2 separate regions of the Homo sapiens genome follow, and region 2 is linked to region 1. A link is an interaction called in ENCODE POLR2A ChIA-PET data of the cell type or tissue named here. Cell type or tissue: CD4-positive, alpha-beta T cell. All regions are shown on one strand. Links, peaks and the distances in the headings refer to the core of each region. The heading gives the core; the rest is flanking DNA. Region 1 overlaps PRKCQ (protein kinase C theta). Region 2 has its middle 12 kb from the start of PRKCQ-AS1.

Evidence for each region. Peaks named below come from ENCODE experiments on the same cell type or tissue, not always from the same donor. Only the 100,000 strongest peaks of a DNase experiment are listed, where the experiment ranks them.
Region 2: POLR2A ChIA-PET joins it to region 1 with 15 read pairs; 10 of 35 experiments call an interaction of 5 or more read pairs at or near these places.

The regions. Positions count from the first base shown.
Region 1 is chr10:6,527,239-6,532,619 of GRCh38, forward strand. The region is part of intron 1 of PRKCQ (protein kinase C theta); the gene reads right to left. Among named protein-coding and RNA genes, the nearest start is that of PRKCQ, 50 kb to the right of the region's middle. In CD4-positive, alpha-beta T cell, for the core only: no CTCF peak of the experiment used is centred there; DNase peaks (open chromatin) are centred at 3,143 and 3,933; H3K4me3 peaks cover 1,357 bases; H3K27ac peaks cover 4,934 bases.
Region 2 is chr10:6,589,823-6,595,203 of GRCh38, forward strand. No RefSeq gene overlaps it. Among named protein-coding and RNA genes, the nearest start is that of PRKCQ-AS1, 12 kb to the left of the region's middle. In CD4-positive, alpha-beta T cell, for the core only: no CTCF peak of the experiment used is centred there; DNase peaks (open chromatin) are centred at 2,459 and 3,519; H3K4me3 peaks cover 1,256 bases; H3K27ac peaks cover 4,291 bases.

The DNA.
Region 1 (5,381 bases), core at 382-5,381:
GCCAGGTACTGAAACTTCTTGGGCAAGTGGGTACTTATTGGGAATCATGGGACTAGATATTTGAGGTCTATGTCATATAATTTCCATATCTAGAAAACAGCAGTCAGTAAAAGATATAAAAACTGTAATGATGATGATGTTGGTTATGAGGACAACAGCACCCATCACTTACCGAGCAGTTGCTAATCATGGTCATTATGAGAAGGCTCATATTTTCCCTCCCTGTGTTTTCAAACAGAGAGGCTTGCATCCCTCTAACCTATCCTCACTCCTCATCCCTGTACCCCAGGAAGAAGAGTGATTGATCTGATGGATACGTTTGTAAAAGAAAATAAAATCTCAGGCCCCCCAAACCAGTTATGCCAAGGGGAGAGGTAAGCCTGGAAGCCAAGTCCTGCCACCGTGCCATTCTTTTTCCCCAGGAGACAGCGGTCACTTCACAACCCTGTGTCACAGCATTCTACGTAAGCCAGGCTCCCACAATGACAAAAGGCCCCGAGCTTCTCCCAGATGGCCACCGTCACACACTGCTTACGAGGAAATTCCTTTCTGGCCCCTAAATCCTTCAGGATCCACATTCCCCTACAAAACAAGCCTATGCCGATTGCAACCCTAGGACTGCAACCTAAGCTTAACTTCTAAAACTGAGTTCTGTTTTAGGAACTCAACTGACAATGTTGATTTCAAGCTCATCTTCCCAGGTACAGAAGAAGGGCCAGCTGAGATCAGTCACTCTTCTCCTGACTCTGAGGCAGGTGCATAATGGATTTGTTCCTCTGCTCCCTGTTCTCACACATTTACCTTATCTTATGTAAGACATGGATTTGGTAAGCGCTAATTAGAGCCTCACTGCCTCCCTCCTCCCTCTTCCCTCCTGCTTGCCCCCTCTCCTTAAGCACTGAGTTCCTAAAACCCTCTTTGGAAAGCACAGGTCACAGGTGCTTCTGGGGCTGGTGTTTTTCCCGGGTGTGTCCTCAAACTTTAGCTCAATAAACCTCAACTGATAGAGAAACTTGCCTCAGTCACTCATTTTTTGGTTAACATGTTCTACATGAATAAACCGTTCCCACCCATCTCCACCCTCCTCTTCTCATGTTGCAGGATCTGCTGATCTGCAGAACCATTTCTGCACTATCCTTGGCCATGTCATAGGCTGGGGTGGGGTGGGGGCGCATCCTCCTCGGTTGGCAGGGGTGAGAGGGTCCCTGACACAGTCCAGCATCGCCTGGGACGCTGTGAACAGACGACCAACTTATTTGCCTGAACGTTTTAGCCATCTCCATCGATCTGGCCTTTGTTATAACTGGTGGACATGCTTCTCCATCTCCCTGTCTCCTGATCTGCCTCTCCGTTTGTTCTAAGCACAAGCATAGCCAAGAGGGCTTATGTGTTGGATCTCCCACAACCCACAAAACTGTGCAAAGGACTCACAGTGAGTAAGCAACAGCACCTGAACCCAGCTTTGGTGGCTAAGTGTCTCCACCCAAACTAATACGTTATTTCTTGTTAGCAAATGTCTTTGAAGGTTAGGTCAGGGAGGACATGAATGCATAGAGTTTTCGCTGTAGACTGTTTCTGTCTGCTCCCACCTGTCCCTACTTGCAAAGGACATGTTATGACTGTAGGGACAGGCTTTCCTGGCAACTTGCTTAATTATCTTAAGCACTATTAGGATGTTTCTCCTTGTACCTGGGGCTTAATGATCTTTCTTTCTACTCCATGGCTGTGGTTTGAAGAATGAAGAATTGGGTGATATAAACAGAGATGGAGTTTCTCGGAATACCCTAAGTTCTCTTCTGGATGTCAGGGCGCCTGTGCCTATCTGGGTAATTTTCTCAGCATGTCATAAGCCTGTGCAATTCCCTCCAAGCTTCTGCCATTCATGCCTTTAGAAGTGGCTGATTGGGATCAATGAGGATTTCTATGGACAAAGTCTAGAAAGAAGCTAACTTCATCAGATAAAGTTGGGAGGAACTCAGCCTCCCTGGCATCATTTTCTAACCATGGTTAGGATAATCACTTACTAGACACAAAGATGCTGCCTTCTGTAGGAGTAAATGGAAATGTAGGACTCTGCTTCTTGTGTCAAAATTTACTCTGAAAAGACAACCTTCTCTCTGACTCTACCATCTTGTGACCCAGCAGCTCTAACTGAGATGCTGGATCCCTTGCAGTCCTCCTGACATTTCTTCCTGTCATGTAGGTGCTCAGTGAGGAAGAGCACACCACCCAAAACAGGGGCGTCAAGTTGGGGCCAGGGACTCAGGTGCTCTGGTCAAAGGGTACCTAGACTGAGAAGGGGATCTGAAGCCCCTGGGCATGAGGCTTTGCCATTCTCGAACCTTTGCATGGCCGAGTTCAAAAAGGCACAGAGACCCAGGAAGGAGTTAACATGTGAAGGAGCTTGCAGTTTGTAAATGTTGGTGTCATGGAGTATAGGCCAGCTCTATCAGTTTCCAAGCTGTACAGTCTTGGACAAGTGACTTAATCTTTCTGTGACTACATTATCATATCTGCAAAACAAGGTATATAATGGACCCACTTCATCAGGGTCTATGAAGGATTGGGTCTATGTCTGTGTTGTGATGATTTAATGAATTAATCCATGGAAAATGCGTATGACAGTGTTTGGTGGAAAAGATGGCTACGATGATCACACCACACTTTTCTAAAACATCCTTAGAAATTCTCCCTCATGAAAATACCATAGGAACTTGTTTCATGGGTCATCAGACATGGCCCAGAACACCTCTGAACCACTTGCCAAGGGGATGAAGTGACACACACATTTGTTTTTTGCTGTTAGTCACGAAGCATTTGGAATATCTGCCTACTATATTGCAAAGCACTGCACTGGATATGCATATGGGACAGGGTCATGTTCTCAACACATCATGGGGTAGGTATGGGGCAAACCTCTCCTTCCTAGGGCGCGGTCAGAGAAGGAGCCTTCGAGAGCCTGGGCTCCACTTTCTTAACCTTTGATCCCATGAATAGAGACATGGCTGGTTCCCATGAACTTGGCGTCAGAGTCAGAGCAAGAAATGGCAAAGTGAGCTGTCGCCCTTGGGTACACCAGTAGCAAAAACACTCCTGTCCTCCTATGCTGCTGTGACACCACACCCCACTTCCTCCCGCGGGCGTGTGACACTTTTCAAAGAAAATACAGTATTTGGTAGTATCAATACAGCAAGCGGAAGCAGCAGTGCTCAGTCCGCAGTGAGCTAACAGTTTTATAGAGAATACTCTACGGAAGCCCGCATGTGCCGGCTCTGCCCGGCAACGGGGGACTGGGCTATCACAGTCACAGGGGGGGTTGTTGCAAATAGAGGGACAGGGTGGACTAGGGAAGGGCACCGGGGGAAGAGAAAGAAAGTGCAGAAAGAAAGAGCTGGGTCTATCTGGGCAGATGCATGCGTTTAGGGCAATGTGAATTGCTCACATCCAGTTGCAGTCAGAAACGTCGCCAGCTTACAAATGCAAGTGTCGTAAAAACTTGGCTGCAGTTGTTTGGGGTTTAGAATCCACAGAAACTCTAAAATTAGGTAATACTTAGGTTCCTAGGCCAGCCCCTTCACTGACCGTTCATCTGCTAATTCAGAAAGGAGCCAAAAGGAATATATGAAACTGACCACCCATTGGCATTGTTCTAGCTTACGGGACTCTCTATTTTTCCTCCTCACTGTGACGTTTCAGAGTTACTGTAGGCTGAGTATCCACTGGAGGCCTAATTTCTGAATTCAGAAAACTATTAAGTTGTTTTATGATGTGAGAAAAGGACATCTGTACTCTCACCTGTCAGCAGGGTGGAGCCCACATGTTCTCAGAGATGGTCCTGGAGAAACAGCAACATCAGCATCCCTGAGACCTCTTTAAAAATGCAAATCCTGCAGCCCCACCCAGAGCTGCTGGGTGAGAAGCTCTGGGGTGAGGATGGAGCTTTAGCAAGGCCGCCAGGGAACGGATGCATATTGAAGTTCGCAAAGCTGCCCTGGAGTCAGCTCCACCAGGCCAGGCCAGCAGCTTTCTCGTTTCTATTTGCTCAGAATCCAGCACAGTGCCTGGTGGTTCTAAATCAGTGGTTCTCAGAGGGTGATGTTGCTCCTCTGAGCAACATTTGGCAATGTCTGGAGACAGATATTTTTGGTTGTCACAAATGGCGGGAGGGTGTGCTTCTGGTATCTAGTAGGGTGAGGTCAGAGATACAGCTCAACAACCTACGATGACAGGCTAGTCCCCCAAGCACCCCCCCAAAACCAATAGTGCGGAGGCTGAGAAACCCTGTTCTAAATAAATGGCAATGCCGAGAATATCTCCCCAACCCATTCCTCACCACTTCTCATCACTTCCTCATGTTCAGTGAATTCTGGCCCCACCCAGAGAATGGAAGAAGGTAGATTGAGGGACTCTGTCTCTCTCTCTTTCCCATATTCCCTTCTCATTTAGGGACCACACGTGGCACAGGAATTGACCATGTAAGATGTTCATAATAAGCATCTTTGGAATAAGTAAATGGATGAATCCATTATAATAAGACAGGAAATAAATCAGTTAGTGGATCTGTTTTTTGTTTTTTTGTTTTTTTCATTTTGAAAGCTGAAAGTGCCCTTATTGATCTCGTGGTCTGCCCTCTCATGTAACAGAAGAGAGAACTGAGGCTCAGAAAATTAAGGTGAGTGATCAAAGCTATCTACCTAATTAGCAGCAGGAAGGGATTAGGAGCCAGTTCTCCCAGCGCCTCCCTCGGTCCTCTTTTGGCCGGGCCAGTGTTTGACTCTTCCAGGCATCACTCAGTGAGGATCTGATTTGAATAGGTGATTGGATTTGCTCATGCACAGAGTATTAATATTACATATGCCGAAGGATTGTTTAATCGGCCAGATGTCGGACCCTATCAGACTTAATGCTTGTGACTTGTACTGATTTCTGAGCAGTGTAGCAGCATCCAGTGCAGTAGCTGGCATTCAATCAGCCAGTGGCCGGGTGAAATGCTCATTCTTCATACTTTAAAAGGGGCTTTTCTATATTCATCATATGCATATAATATGAAGAGATTAAAAGCTTAGCTTCTTTAAGAAAAACATGGTTTAAAAACAGTACTTGGTTATGGGATACATAGTTGGCAAATGTCAAGCTTCTACTTTACTTGGTGAATTTGTCCTGAGCCATTCAGATTATTTTGTGACAAGAGACATTGCTTGAAATGTGCTTCGGTCTACAGTCATCCCACCCCGACTGCACCCAATCTTGACATGTGCTTCAGTCTACAGTCATCCCACCCCGAATGCACCCAATCTTGACATGTGCTTCAGTCTACAGTCATCCCACCCCGACTGCACCCAATCTTGTCTGAAACGTACTTCAGCCTGTTCTTACAAGAC
Region 2 (5,381 bases), core at 176-5,175, 62 kb after region 1:
ATGCATGCTTTCTGAATCCTTTTTTCTTATTTGGTGAGTGACGTGCTAGTTAAAATGGTGTCTCCAGCCCTTTCCCGTCCTCGCTGCTGTGATTCAAGCCCCCTCCTTCTCTGTGGGGCTTCCTCCGACCTCTCGATTTCACTGTCACCTTTCTCTCTTCCTCTCTCTCCTGCTTCCTCCCTGTCCACCCCCATCTCTGTCCCCCCAGGGCCGAGTTTGTTTTATATCTCTTTTGGTATCTCCTCTGGTTTTCTGGCACCATGTCTTACGTAGAGCAAATAATAATGCTTTAAAAAATTCTCGATAAAGGAAAAAGTTCAGTAAAGTGTGAATTTCACATTGTAGTCAGTGGTTAAATGCCTCAAACACTTAAAAAGTAGAATTTATCTCAACCTGGGCAGAAGGCAGTCCATGCCAATTTCTAAATGGAATCCAATAGCAAGAATGCACAAAGAACAAGCAGGAGTGGTGAGGATTTCCTCACTCTGTCCCTCAGAGGTGGCGCGTCTCATCTGTGAGGTGAAAGTGTCATCACGTCATTGACATAAAGTATAAGTACAGGGAACATAATCATCTGGGAGATTTTAATTTGAGTTAATAAGAGATGAGATTTTCAGGCTAAAAGTCTTGGGGCTGGACAAAGAATATTTAAAAGGAGGGTTGGTGGATAAAGAAACTGTGGTATATTTATACGATGGAAGACTACTTGGCCATAAAAAGGAATGAATTAACAGCATTTGCAGTGACCTGGAGATTGGAGACTATTATTCTAAGTGAAGTAATTCAGAAATGGAAAACCAAACATCATATGTTCTCACTGATATGTGGGAGCTAAGCTATGAGGATGCAAAGGCAAAAGAATGATACAATGGACTTTGGGGACTTGGGGGGAAGGGTAGGGGGCGGCGAGACATAAAGACTAGAAATATGGTGCAAAGTATATTGCTTGGGTGATGGGTGTACCAAAATCTCACAAATCACCACTAAAGAACTTACTCCTGTAACCAAATACCACCTGTACCCCAAAAACTTATGGAAAAATAAATAAAAGAGGGTTGGATGATAAGAATTTGTCATCTTGTTTTCTGAATTGTTCAATTGTACTTAATTGTACTTCTTTCCTTAAGGAGTTGAAAATCTTCCTAAACTGCTGGAGGATACACCTCTGATAGCTTGAGACAAATATCCTCTTGATCATTGTTTCACCATATTTGTCTTTGCTCATGGAGAACCATTTTGATCCGTGGTTTAGCCTCCCAGGTGATTGAACAATACCGGTGATCTGAGGCAGACCCTCTGTGACGGATAACAGGTGAGTCTCTTGCATGTTTTTGCATCATGTACTGATTACCCAGACAAAACTGAGTTGGCACAGCTGCTAAATCCAGGATCAAGTGCTGGGATAGTAGTCATTCAAGGAGGAGGTGTCCTGAGGGGCTCATCCCTCAGTAGCCAGCTGTGCCCAGAGCAGAGAGGGGCACAGGGTGACAGAGTGAGGCAGGCAGAGGAAGCCGCACATGGCCAGGTGGGAATGGACATCAGGCTCCTGACTGCTCTCCTCACCCAGCTACACCTTCAGCTTTTCACTGGCAGACACCTGTGGCTGCTGAGATACCATCCCCTCCAGTGAGTCGGCTGGCAATTAGCTTATGGTCCTAAGGATATTTCTGGTGTTGCTGAGAAAGTCAGAGAAATAGAGGAAAATGTCAAGCTATGCTTTTAGAAAAGAGTAGATGTTAACTTGTTTGGCTTCTGACTCTCAGCCTTAAAGAAACATGTCACCTTCTTCCTCACCTGTAACGGCAACAAATCCTCGTAACAAACATCTTCCATTGATACTTGAAGAACATGCTCACATAGTAGGTGCTGGCTAGTTTGTACAACACGCCTCTGCTTGTATTTATCTACTCACAGGTGAGAATGAGTTGAAATAAAACGTGGAAGTTCCTAGGAAGCACTCAGTATTGCCCCTCCCTGCCCCTTTTCTGCTGTTATCTGCTGTGGGAGCAGGGGAGCAGGGCAGTGTGCTGTGGTGGCAGATGGTGGACTTCAGAGTCCTAGAACTCCCAGATTCATGATCATGACAGGTCTGGGCTCCACCACTGACAAGCCATGAGGACTTGGGGAGTCCCATGATCTCTCTGGGCCTCAGTTTCCTCTGCTGTAAAACAAAGCAATGGATGAGATAACATTTCTTTCCACTTGATAAATCCATAAAGTGCAAAAGAACCTAACTCTGACAAATATTTGTATAATATTTTTACTCCAGCAGGATGCATGATTTGTATTCAGCTGAGATGGATTGACTAAAAATTACACCTTCTGCTCACTCTAATTTATTGCTGTAGAAGAAAGAATAAGTGAGATATTTCCATTTCTAGTGACAGGTGGCTGGCACTTTGAAACCTTCCATTTCATTACTCACCTTAATGTTTTCACTAAAACACATGTGGTTTTCAAACACAGGAAGGAAAACATGGTAACCTGTGGTTACAATTTCCACTAGAAAATAGAAAAGGTGTAGGTCAGAAAGAATGTTTGTGGGGTGTTCCTTTTTTACTTTAAACATGAAAACCCATGTCAGAAGAGTTTTCTCTTGAGAAGAACACTGTTAATTGTTGCAATTTTCAAAAGTTGATGAAAATGGGGCCCAGTGGCCTCTGTTGTTGCAACCAGGGCAGTTGTGGTTGAAGAACTCTGAAGGCTTTAGTGCCAGGGATATTTTTAATCTTCCACTGTGTCTTCAAGCAGTCTCTCTCTTCTCTTTTAATTCAAATTCTGGGAAGCCTAAAGAAAATGTCTTTTCAGGCAGTCCTTCTCATACCCAAGTAGCTCCAAGAATCCCTTTTCAGATCCCATCTTGAAGCAAATTAGCTTGTTCAAATAGCATTTCCTCTGTAGCAATTACCTTCACAGTTATTTTCAGCTACTGGTTCCGTAGTTTGCTGTGATCAGTTGAATTTACCTGATACCTAAAATTAATTAATTCTTCAATAAATATTTGGAGAGCACCAACTAAGTTTACGACATGCGCACACATCTGAGTTAATTGGTTAATCAGAAAGAAATGCAAAACACAAAAGAAAAACTCTTTTGAATTTTCTAAATTGTAAACATCTACAACTACTAGAGATATGGAGTAAGTTTTAAGTAAATTCTATTTTCACAAGAGACTGGTATTTGAACTTCGGAAGTCCTCTTTCCAGATGGCCGGGGTACCTAGCAGGAGGGGGTGGGAAACCACTCCAATAAATGTTATGCGTTGGTTCAAGAAACCAGCTGTTCAACCTGCAAGAGAAAAATGTGTTAACGGAGTAATACATACATAGTAGTTTAGATTTTTTTCTTCTAATTGCTTTACTGATGACAATCAAATAAGAATATGCGTAGAGCTCTTCAGGGTATCAATAAAAACAGATGCAAGTCATGTTCACGTGCAGGTTCAGTTTTAAAGGGAAGAACCGCAGCATACATAGAACAGGAGAGCGGGACTGAGCTGTTCTGTACCAAGCTCTTATCTGCCAGACAAGATCTTATCTTACGTATTTATACACAAGCACAGATGTGCATGGTGAAACATGCATTTGTATCAATACAGGATAGCACTGGGGAGGACTCCTGATGGGTGGGAGGACTCCTCCAGTACTTGTTCCACTGCAGCCTGCCCTCGGCACAAGCAGCCAGAAAGATTCCCTAACAGCAGAGTCATACCTGCCACTCTGTCCCAGCCCCCAGGGCTTCCTTCTCCCTACAGGACCTGGCCAGTCCCTAGGCCCCAGATCCGCCTCTGATTCATCTTCCCCACCCAGCTCCAGCTGCATCAGCCCCTGTTTGCTTCTTAGCATGCCGGCAGGCTGGAGCCCAGGGCACAAGTCTCCATGTTTGGCTTGAACATCAATTTCTCCAGGATGATTTCCCTGATGACTCTGTTTTAAATTTCAGGCCCTCTGTAACCCCTGTCCACACATACACACTAGACCCTATGCTCCCTTTCCCTATCTCCCTCCCCATCCCTCTTCCCAGTTGGCTTCACCTTTCTGGAATAGAAACTCTATGCAAGCAGGGATTTTCCCCGTGTATCACTTATTATTGTATCCCAACAACTAGAGAGTACTTGGCACATAGTAGACGTTCAAACAACGTTCGTTCAATGAATGCATGAATTAAATGTAACTAATCACAATACATTCACAGATATATGAAATAATTCACTTACTTATGCAGAAGAATTGGGTAGCTATGGATTTAATTAGTCCTTTCACGTCTTAAGAAGTATTTAATTCATTTACAAATATAAACAAAGAGCAAATTCTTTACCTCACATGGAATATCCTCTTTTGGACAGCTGGCATCAAATTGGCTCCGTGAACATTAGTCATAACACAATGGTCATCTTTCTTTATTCATTGGTCATCATTCTAACAGTGTAGAGTCAGAGTCCCTATCTTTCAGATAGGGAGCTGTATTGGTTTTCTACAGGTGCTGTAAAAAACCTCTACAAACTAAGTAGCTTAGAACCAAAATGTATTGCTGCACAGTTCTGTAGGTCAGAAGTCCAGGCTCACTCAGTTGACTTCTTCAGGTTTCACAAGGCAGAACGTCGGGTTGCTGGCTGGCCTGGGCTCCTACCGGGAGGCTCCAGCAAGGTGGGAGGAAGGGATCCCTTCAGTGTCCTGAGCAGCACTGTGGTTGCCTCCCTCCCTTGGCCAGAGGAGAAACATTTTAAGAACTGACACAGATGGCACTCGTGCCATATGGATAACTCCTACTAGTCTGGAGTGTGGCTTTGGTGCTGTTGCTGCAGACACCTTGTGCAAATGAATGGCTGAGGAAGACCCCCTTCCACACGATGCTGAGTAAGAGGAGCTAGTCTCGGAAGAAGAGCACAGACCCTGTGATTCCATTGCCTCAAATACCAGAGCAGGCAGGACCTTATCTGTGGCGGTCAAAATTAGATTAGTGGATTCCAGGGTCAGAGGGTGGTGGACAGAGTTTGACTACACAGGAACATAAGACACATTTCTGGCAAGATGAAACTATTTTATATCTTTTTGAAAAAGTTATTTATTTATTTATTTATTTAAGTTAACGCTTAATTTTAATATAATTGTATATATTTATGGTATACAACATATTTCCACATGTGTGCACCTTGTGGCATGGCTAAATCAAGCTAACTGACATACGCATTACCTTACATACTTACGGTTGATTTGTGGTGAGAACACTTAAAATCTACTCTCTTAGCAATTTCAAGTAATAACAATACATTGTTATTAATTAGAGTCACAATGTTGCACAATGGATCCCTTGAAGGAGTCCTCCCCTCTATCTGAAATTTTGTATCCTTTGACCAACATCTCCCTGTCTTCCCTTGCCCC